Linked DNA regions of Homo sapiens: region 2 is linked to region 1. Evidence: chromatin loops called from intact Hi-C (ENCODE). Cell type or tissue: dorsolateral prefrontal cortex. All regions are shown on one strand. Each heading gives the region's core, and the rest is flanking DNA. Links, peaks and the distances in the headings are about the cores only. Region 1 overlaps LOC105371986 (a long non-coding RNA gene). Region 2 has its middle 12 kb from the start of APCDD1.

The links. A loop is a pair of places that touch in the nucleus more often than their neighbours do. Peaks named below come from ENCODE experiments on the same cell type or tissue, not always from the same donor. Only the 100,000 strongest peaks of a DNase experiment are listed, where the experiment ranks them.
Region 2: a loop joins it to region 1, with 2.6 times the contacts of the local background. A loop is called at or near these places in 3 of 110 quality-filtered maps.

The regions. Positions count from the first base shown.
Region 1 is chr18:10,349,694-10,355,070 of GRCh38, reverse strand. The region is part of intron 2 of LOC105371986 (a long non-coding RNA gene); the gene reads left to right. Among named protein-coding and RNA genes, the nearest start is that of LINC01254, 62 kb to the left of the region's middle. In dorsolateral prefrontal cortex, for the core only: no CTCF peak of the experiment used is centred there; no DNase peak of the experiment used is centred there; H3K27ac peaks cover 1,246 bases.
Region 2 is chr18:10,440,284-10,445,660 of GRCh38, reverse strand. No RefSeq gene overlaps it. Among named protein-coding and RNA genes, the nearest start is that of APCDD1, 12 kb to the left of the region's middle. In dorsolateral prefrontal cortex, for the core only: CTCF peaks have their summits at 2,794 and 2,995; DNase peaks (open chromatin) are centred at 2,459 and 2,930; H3K4me3 peaks cover 493 bases; H3K27ac peaks cover 2,828 bases.

The sequences.
Region 1 (5,377 bases), core at 242-5,241:
CCTTTTGGATAAGAAGTTGGGTTTGCTACTCAAGGAAGGAGCAGGGAGCAGTTTGAGCCAAGTTCCACAAGTTGAGTCCAAATCTTATCCATGATGAATAGCACTCATCCTCACCAAGCCCAGCACCTATCATCTTGTATTTATCTTTGAGAGACAAAAAAAAGTAGAGAAATTTGTGGCCTAGATTTGCTCATCTGCAAACTTTGAAAAATGTGTTGGGTGACTACATTATTCCAAAGTCATGGGCACTCACTAAAATAGTCATGGCTGGAAGTAAGTGAATGTCCTGCTTACTCCAGGGAAGAGGGATTGGAAATGGCCCTGTAGGGGGGTACTGAGCACTCTCACAGAAGAACAGGCACAGGGAAGTCACCCAGCATTCTCATCACCATTGGGTCATGGGGACACTGCTACAATTTCCTCTTTTATGAAGGCTATCTTTGTTCATACTCTCAGAAGGAAGAACAAAGGGAGAACCTTGTTTGTCTTGTGAAGGAAATGCAGAAAGCCTGGTATAGGTGAGAAAAAGTGACTTCCCTTTACAAACTAAAGAAATACAGGGGTCGCCCCACTAGCTGTGGGGTATGGGTGGAGGTGGGGCTGAGTGTCTGAGAGAAAATGCTCTATGGTGTGGGCTGGAGTTTGCTATGAGTGAATTGTTCCAGAGCCTTCCAGCTTCCTGCTAGGGCATTGAAATCCTTTGGCTCACTCTGGGATTTGGATGTGAGACAATTTGCTCTAAAGGGATTTTGGCACAGATAAGTCATTATTATTAATAAACACATGGTGAATGCCAACCATGTGCCTAATGCTGAAATAAAGCTTTCTTTTTCTTTTTCTTTTCAACGTTAAGTCACCAAGTAAAGGAGAAGGCTACTCAGCCCCTTGTTATCCCAGAAGAGGCAATTTTATAGTCTCCCTGTCCCCGTGTCCTTGTCTTTGAATCCTCAAGTGCATTTTTGAAGGATCTTTTCTCTTCCTTTAAGAGAACATTCCAGGACATCATAAATGGTGACTCTAAACTCTTCACCCCTTTCATTATCAAAAGAGTAGATTTCAGAGAGGAATGTAAGTGTCTTCTGACATAGCCTGCAGTCCAACCTGCTCTTACAGGGTGACTCATTTCATAGCAGCTGGATTTTAATGCCATGTGGTATCAAGCAGGGCTGCTTCTAAATGACTGAGCTTGAATTACATGGATGAATCTTTAAAAATATATGGTAGAAAGAGCTGTGTTTATTTTTAGTGGGTTTCTTCTCCTGATTTTCTCCCCGCAATGTCTATCTGCATATTTCTCTGTCTGTACATTTGATCTCATAGGGAAGCAAGGAAAAGTGGGGTTTCTCTAAGGGAGACATACAAAAGATGTTCGGAAAAGCTCCTTTCCTTTATTGCTCAGCAGTGACTTGTGTTTAGGAGAATTGGCACCAAAACAGCATAGTTTACCTCTTTCTATTTTTAAGCAATAGATGGTTCTTTTAAATGACAGTGATCCACATTAGAGAAGATTGGGTCAGGGTTGGATAAAGAATCAGAAGACATTAAACAAAGAGGAGAAGACAACAGCTTCCAGCATTTTCACAATGACTTTCATTTCAGAATTTCTAAGCACCTTATAAACAGATGTTGAAAGGAGACTTAACCGATAATTTGCAAAATAGAGAAACTAGAGAAAAGCGGAAAATAATGAAAAGAAAAGCTTACATGCTTTTTGGTAGAGTTTGGGGGCTCTGGCCTTAAGATAGTCCCTTTCTCTTACTGCCTCTGGCACCCCAGGTCCTTCTCTGATCAAAGGCTGCCTAAATTGCCCCTTCTTGGTATAATTTGAGAAGGCATACTTAGAGTCCCTCCGGATTCTTTCCATCATAGCCCACCAAGGTGTTTAAAAGCTTACCACTGAAGAGTCGTTTATTTATCCATTCTTTTGTTCAACAAATTCTTATTCTGTGCCTACTAAGTGCAAGAGTAGCATGACGGCCTTGGCGTGAGTCGGAATACTTCCCATCTCCCAAGACCATGGCCAACATCTCTAGTAGACGTTTCTTGAAGGATGGAGGGCAGCCATCCCAAGACACTCTCCTTTTGTTTATGGTACTCGCCTACTTAGAATCCCTCAATGGCTGCCCTCCTACTTAAGATAAAGACTTGAGTACTGAGTGGGGCCCTGAAGCCTGGATGCTCTGGCCCTGCTCCCTCTGCTGTCTCCCTGGAGGCCAGCCTCATCCTTGCTTCATCTTCCAGCTGCATTCTCTACTGGGGCCTCCACAGAAGGCAGGCCTGTATTCTTCCTGGCTTTAGGACCTTCAACCTTGTTGTCCTTATGCCCAGAATAGTCCATGATTCCCCCCAACCCCTGCCATGCACACACATCTTTTTACCTAGTTAACTCCTATTTACCTGGTTCAAGTGTTACCTCCCCAGGAAGCTTCCTTCAATTGTCCCTGCACCTGGTCAAGGTCGGGCCTCCTCCTCCTCACCTCCCGAGGGCCTGGTCCTGTTCCTGCCAGCACTAATTGTGGAGTATAATGAGATTTATCTCCTATCATCTGTCTCCCCCGACAGAACACCATAGCATGTTGCCTGGCTACATCATCCTGGAGCAGAGCTTGATCCCTGGCACTCAGCAGGCATTCAGTTAAAATTCACTGAATCAATAATTATGAGCATACACATGGAATAAGTATATCTCATTGCTTTCCAGGCTGAGCCTCAGGGGTTAAGGACAAAGTGCAGCTGAAAGAGCATACAATTCGAAGTCAGACAGGGACAGGGACAACAACAGCCCTCACCCACTGCCCATAGGACCCTGGGCGAGGTGCCTGGTGACAGGGAGTGCTGTGTGCCAGAAACCAGGCTGAGTATTTCCTATATACTCCCATTTAATCCTCACAACAGCACCCTAGTTTGATATTATTATTTCTATTTTAAAGATCACCAAGTTGAGAGATTTAGAGGTCATGCAGCTAACTAAATAAGTGGCAGAGATAGGAGTGAAACTCATGTCTGGCTGGTGCCAACACTGACGCCCTTGAACACCACCTAGCTTGTTACCATGTGTGAGCTTGCACTTTTCAAGAATTCGGTGAGCAGCCACCTCGAGAGCTTGTGTCTTACAATCTTCTCTTCTTTAAGTCTCTCCACCCATTTTGTCACTATCAGATAAATTCCTAAATTCAGCCGGCTACTAGGGATAAATACTCCCTAGGGTTAGGTAGGGTGGAATTATAAATTTGTTGAATTCACAATTTTTCCATTAGTTTCAGTTAGCTTTTTCTACACACCAAACTACCCCTAAAACGTATTGGCTTCAAACAACAGCAGTTTACTGTTTCTCACAGTTCTGTGACTTGGCTGGGTGACTTCTCGGCCTTGTGTCACCAGGCTCACTCATGGGCTCCATGCAGCTGGAGGGTGAGATGGGCTGGAGGGTCCCAGGAGACCCCTCTCACATGCCTGACAGCTGTGCTGCCTCTCCGCTCTCCTCCCTGCAGTTGCCCATCCTCCAGGAGGCTCGGCTGTCAGGGCACGACAACAGGGTTTCTTGAGGCCTAGCACTGGAAATCTCATAGCATCACTTCCAGTACATTCTGTTATTTAGAGCTAGTTACGAGGCAGCCCAGATTCAAAGGGTGGGAGAATAGACACCCCCTGTTGAAGGGAGGAGTGCCAAAGTCTCATTGCAAAGGAATGAGAAATTGTTGTGAACATCTTTGAGTGTAAAATACCATGGCATATGATGGAGTAGGATGAGGTCACTAAAAATAGTCACAAAGCATTTGCCATCAATATAGGAAAAGCACTGTGAAAAATGGAGGAACAATGACATGTATTATTGTCATAGCAAAGTTTACAGGCAGAGAAACCATGCGTAGACTGAAGTACAAAACGAAGGAATGAAAACGCACAAATGAAAGAGAAAGAGAATGGAATTCCACCTCAAGGTGTTTCCAGTACTTGTAGCAGCAGGTAGTGGCGGAGACAGAGTCCATGCTGACCCCTCCTCTCCGAGGACTGCCCGGTGTGGGGGCACACACCTTCATCCTCTTCCCAGGAGAGCTCGTCCTGAGTTCGGAGGACTGGGCCTGCTAGCCTCACCTCTCCTTCATTTCCTACTGTGGGATCCTCTCTCTCCCCAGCGTTCTCCATCCTCCCTAAGACAGTAGCCAGCTTCAAAAACTGGTTGGTTGCTGTTCTGGCAGTATTTGCTCCCCTTTCCGATAAAAACATACCAGATCCACACGTCAGCTACCCAGGGAGACTGTCCATACCGCGCAGCTTGAGCTGAGGTGCCAGGGACCCCTGGAATGGGAAGGAATGCAGCCCGCACTGGAAAAGCCCTATGTCCAGACACCCACAAAGCCTCCCCCAGGCCTCTCTGGGACTGTCAACTCCTGGTGGCTCGGCTCAGGGGAGCTGCAGAGAATCTGCCCTCAGACTGCTGAGAAGACACAGCCTGGAAAAGGCGGCAGAGGCTCCTTTGTCATTCACACTAAATATCCCTTGGATTGAAATCCAGATCTCAGTTTAGATAAAAGGGCTACTCTTGCCTGTAAGTTTCTCTGGGCAATTGTTCATTTATGAAATGAAGACCTTCTTTAAGGCCTCTGTAAAAGTTTTATCCTTTCTTCATAGCGTCTTCAAACTTTATTGCTGAGGAGGCCTGGCACCATTGCAGCGCTCCCAAAGCAATCCACTAAGGTGCCCGGGGTGGCCACAGGGCAGGGCGCCCCAGGAGGCTCTGGGCTGAACCCGAAACTTTCACATGTAAGACACTTAGACTACGTTTTACATTTCTATCAAATAATGACTTTGCAGGAAGGATATCTGATGTTCTCTGAATTCCTTTGCGCCTTCATATACCCCCGAGTTTAAAAGTGTCAGATTGAGAAACACAGAGAGCAGAATCTGTCCCTTCACAGGCGAGAGCTTACAGGTGGGGCCCTGAGACCCTAGGGGCTGGATGCCTCATCTTGAGTCACGCATGGAGTGACCTGGGACTCAGCTGAGGCAGCCCCCTGTGCTGACCCCAGTCTCCCCTCACAGACCCCAACCTTAGGGTCTCCGCTCAGGCTCTGAGTGGGGTTTGGTGGGAGAGAAAGGAGACTTGTAGTAATATCTTCCAGATGTCAAAAAGATGACGTTACTTCTGAAGTTTAATTGCTGGTAATAATGAAGGGGCTGAGAAACACAGGGAGTGATTAAAGTTTTTGAGTAAAGCAGAGGTTCGGGCTTAGTCCGTTAATGACATTGGCAGGGGCAAGGGACAGGGGCTCCAAAGACACAACCACCTACTCTTTTTTAAAAGAATGTGGCTTTGGTGACAGTATTTCATAAACCCACAATACAGCCTGACAAAGGAATCAAAAGCATGCTTTAA
Region 2 (5,377 bases), core at 288-5,287, 91 kb before region 1:
TATCACTTGCCACTTGTGACTCCTTGTGCAAGCCAGTGGTCCTAAGAGCGATGTGAGTTGCTGCTTAGAGTCTATGGTGGGTTAGGGAAGCGGATGATGGAAAGTACTTAATGCACTGCCTGATTCCTGAATGTGCTTCATCCATGGTCAAGTGGGGTGGCCCAAGGGGCTGCAGCTCCGATTGCCTCCGTTTAAGTCCTCCCACATTCTATGCCACCTATTATGACTATTGCTTGGAACGTGGACATGTGCTTTCCATGTCTACTTTGAGTCACTCATACATTCAATGAATATTTACTTAGCATCCACTGTATTTCAGACACCATGTTCTTAAGTGCACCACTACTTTCATTAGGAAGGAACAGAAGGCTTCCAGACTAGACGAAAGACTCTCAGTGAGAAATACTTCCCAGCTTCTCTCACTCCCAGGTCCCCTGCGCTGTGCTCTGCTTTGCAGGGCTCAACATTCATCTCTTTGGGCTTCTTTTTTCTGCCCTCATCCTCCCAAAAGATACCAGAGTATTCTTATGTCCTCTGTCTTTCTTTCTTAACAGAATAAGAATTGATCTTATAAATGCATTCATGCTAAAATATAAATAATTTGTAAGTTCAAAAGCATTAGCCTTTATCTGGATTTTTGCATTTAAACTGCAAGTGAAGCCCTGAGCCAGAAGAGACCTGGAAAGGTGGAATTCCATGGCACTCACGATGTGTCGCTGTCACCTTTACCACCGGTGAACCACTGACCTGTGTTTCAGAGACCGCCCTCCCCCTCTTGGGGTGTGAGTTTGGAGGGAGTGGTGGAGACTTGGCTTTGCTGTGTTTATCTTGAGCCCTGGGCCAGCCAGATTTCTCTTTCATTTACATTATAGCTGTGGTCGTTTTATTTATTGATTTTAGCCGGGGGTGGGGAATTTGGTAACGTCACTGAGTGTTGTCTTTTGGTTCTGTTCTAACTTGTAAATGTTATCTAGTTCTATTCTGTTTTCCACTTTATGTAATGTAGATCCAGGATCTCAATTATCTGAGCCATTAATCAGGTTGCAAAACCTTTCTCTTTCCCACGTGAAAGCAAAAAGGAAGAGTGGGACTTGTCTACAGATCGCCACCACACCTGTTAGTTGGATTTTTAGGATTGTCTGCTTCTCACATACAGTTCCCTCCCTCACTCTCCCTTTCTTTCCCCTTCCTTTCCCTCCCTTCTCCTCACTCTCCCCTGGGAGAGAGGGGATATAAGGTATTACTGAGAAAGACTTCACATGCAGGGCAGTAACCAAAGACTACCAACTTTTTATCTCACACTTTGTCTTGATCACTCTCTTCCATTTCCTAGTGGTGATTTCTCCATCACTAGCAAGCTGGGGATCTGTGATTTCTAGTGCTCGTCCCTGCTGGCCTGTGGCCCCACTCCTGAGGTCCTTTCCAATAGATGAGCAGTTGATGCATTCCACACCTGGCAAGAGCTGGCATTGAATATGGTGATGATCCTCCGTATTGTCCAAGAACACTGTGAGATGGAAAAGGCTGAGGATACCTGCAAGTAGCAGGCTGTGTCAGGATGGATTTTGCAGGCTCTAGATGGATCTCAAGATGTGTCAAAGGCTCCAAAATTGGCGACAGTGGCCTGGGGCTGGGTGGAGTGAGTGATGGCTGGCCCAAGACCCAAACAAATTACTCTGGTATTTCACTATTATCTAAGGAAAAGATAAGTAGTCTATCTTTATGTTTGGGACCTTAATCTCATAAATGTCTGCCATAACAAGCTTATTTATAGCTCATTATAAAAATTAGTGTACCTGGCTTAAATAAATAAGTGGTACAGACCTTGACAGACACCGGAGGATTGCTAGAGGTTTGCCAATCTTGCAGATGAAAGCAAAGATATGTTCTTACCAGACTTCCCATGCAATTTTTTGCACTTTCTATTCCATTTAGATACAAAACTCTTTGAAGTTAAAATAAATAGAAACAAAAAGACAAAAACAAACAAAAAACCTAAAAACATTTCTCTGGACTGCAGTAAGCCTCATGACTCTTTAAAAGACATGGGAAATGCAAAGAGAAGTTTCTTTTAGTCCTACTGAGAGGTGTACTGTCCATGTTTATTTGAAATTTCCCCTTTGTTTATTTTCTTCTTTAGAAGTAGAACAACTTTTTCTAGCACTATGAAGATGTGGTGTCTTCGACCCATTAAGTTAATTTCATTTCAAGTGGAGATACAAGTTCTTATGAAGTTTTTACAAAACTTCTGTTACAAAAGCAGAAATGGGATGGTTTAGCTTTCATTTTCTTTTTGGGGTGCAATTTAATTTAAAGTTCATAAAATATGCATAATGACTAAAATACAGCCTGAATTTACACACACAAAAAAATGGTATTAAAGGACATTGTATATTATTACCCAAATGAAGCCATCTTTAGGCAGCTGTTAAACAATCAAGCTTTGTGTGTGTGTGCACGTGTGTGTGGTGCCCACTTCATACATTTACAAAATACACATGGTAATATGAATAAACTGAATAAGTTAGAGAAAAACAAAGCAGAATTGGACAAAGTTAATACTGCCAGCCAGTTTACAATCTTCTTTGAGCATTTTAACATGAACATTCATACAAAAAAGACAATATTAAAACCATAAAGTCCAGAACCCACTCCTTTTACATAAAGTGGAGACGTGTCACTAGATTAGACAACATGGCTTTGTAACACTAAAACAAACCGTCTGTTCAAAAAGACCCATGCACAAGGAGGCATTATTGGGCCTTGTATCTGCATTGAATGAGCATTCAGAGCACTGATTTTCTATTGTCCCAACTCCATGATGGCCTCCCCCAGCCTCAACACAGATGACAAAAGAGATTTTTAACGATGTAGCACCACGGTAGTTAGGACCCACAGGGCCAAGGCAGAGAGGCAGCTGATCAGAGGCACAGGGAGGATTCTGATAGTGTTTCATGGTCTGGCAACGTAAAACCACTAGACTGTGTTATCAGTGATAGGGTGTTTGTCCTCTAAGGCAGGACATTGCAGCAGGCTCCCAGGAGAGAGTGCCACAGACTGCCTAATGGTGGAAGAGCACTTTCTATTCTGTTCCTTAAGGCTAAGTACTCAACAGTTTTTTAGGCAAACATTTTTTCAGTCGCATTGAAGGTCACAGCTGCATTTGACATGACTTGAATTGGCTGTTTGAGGTGTGTCTCAAACTTGTGCTATTGGCAGCAGAGGTCTGAATGTCTAGGTTGAAACCTGTTCCCCATTTTAAAATCAGTTCATGCTGGATCAAAGGTGAGACCCCTGTCAGGGTTAGCAACGAGTTGCTGATCTGTGTGGTAATAAATAGCTCTGAGTCTGGGAGGAATGGCTGGTGAGGCTGGAGTGCTGTAGCATGTAGAAGTGCGGACGTTGGTGTCTGATGCGCTGCAACGAGGTTTTCACTGTATCGGTGTGACTCTGATGCATCGCTGGATCTCTCTCTCTCTCTCTGTTGTTTTTTTTTTTTTTTTTGAGACAGACTTTCCCTCTGTCTCCCAGGCTGGAGTGCAGCGGTGCGATCTCGGGTGATTACAACCTCCACCTCCTGGGTTCAAGAGCAGGAGGTTTAGCCTCCTGAGCAGCTGGGATTACAGGTGCGTGCCACCACGCCTGGCTAGTTTTCATATTTTTAGTGGAGATGGGGTTTCACCATGTTGGCCAGTCAGGTCTCGAACTCCTAACCTCAAGGGATCTGCCCACCTCAGCCTCCCAAAGTGCTGAAATTACAAGCATGAGCCACCACACCCAGCACTATCACTGGATCTCTTGAACACCCACTTTCTCCTTTGTAAAGTGGTGGCAGCAGCAGAGCTGATCTCTGATGGCTGCTGTGAAGATTCGATGAGATGACCATGGAAAGTTCAATAGTGGTGACGGGTGAGCAGCCCAGAGAGAAGCTGAGCAGGTGAGCTCCTCCCGGTGCTGGCCTTTGCCTGGGACCATGTCCACAGCCAATTATGAGAGCAGACTGCAGTACTCCAGACAGCCCTGGATCCACTTATCAGATTGCACAAGCTAGGAGGGCCTTCAGTTGTAGAGCAGCAGAAGCTAAGTTTGGTTAATTTAATCACAAAGCATAGAGCTGGCCTTGTAAAGACATAGTCACTGCACCATCAGACCGGACAGTGCAGATTGCCTCACAGACACCACTGACATTGGGCTCTGGAAATAGCCACTAGAACTATGGCCCTGTCCCCTCTGAAATGGTGGCTGGCTGCCCCTGCTGCCCCCACCCATAGCAGAAAGGATTCCTAGAGAACCCGTCTTATCACCACAAGCTTATGATCCAAACTTAGGGTGGATGGGCTGTTTGGCAATACCTAGATCTCATACCTGAACCCCCTACCTGTGAGGGGGCAGGCATTTTTAGCTTTTCTGTGGGAGGTGGGCTCCTCCACTAATCACGTCCATGGAGTTCCCTAGTTGGGAGGCCAGAAAAAATGAAAAATGTCTACTACAAGACCCTGACAGATGTCCCTAGGGTTTCCTGTAATTGTCTACTTACTGTCTGCACACTCAGCTTGTAATAATGAACTGATTCCCTAGAGGCCAATGATAGACTGATGTTTGGAGTATTTGACAAGGCAGAAAATTTTCTCTCATATCCTGGATTATGTTCATTGCTTTTATGCCCAAAGTGAAGGGAGTACCATTTCCTCACAGCCTCAGAAGTGGGAAGTGAGCTCGCATGTTTAAAGACCTTCTACATACCTGACAGTTGAGACAGACTGTGGATGGCGGAAAGAGGACTGGACAGAGTCAGGAGACCTGGTGCAACCCGGGCTATCACTTACTAGCTTTGTGAAATTACTAGCTTTGTGGGGTCATTACAGCAGATCTCTGGATGCCAGTCGCTGTATCTGAAAAATGAGCATCATCATCATAACTATCTAAGGGAACTGTAAGAATAAATTACATGACGTTTACGACAGTCCCTGGGACATAGTCGGCATTCAGTGCCCTCAGATGGTTTGGTCTTTGAGCTTTGATTACCTCCTGAGATGATGGTTAGAATCATGCCTGTGTTGTCGGAGGGTCCTTAAGATTCCTCTCCCCATGGCCTCTTCTTGTACTTCTTAGCACGCTTGAAGAAAAATCCCTTACGGGAGCCTCATGCTCTGGGTTTGGGCTTCCTGTCTCCAACAGAATCCAAGTTTTCTTTGATCATGAGAAAAGCTGTGTCCTGAACCAGGAAAGAGGTCAAGGATAGGAGGAAAAGACAGAGAAGGCATAGAGTCCAGGTATGGGGACACGAACCGAGAGGCAATGGGGCTTAGGCAGGGGCTGGGTCTGTGTGACCACCTCACAAGACACAGAAATGAGAGTTCCTTTCTTACTAACTGCA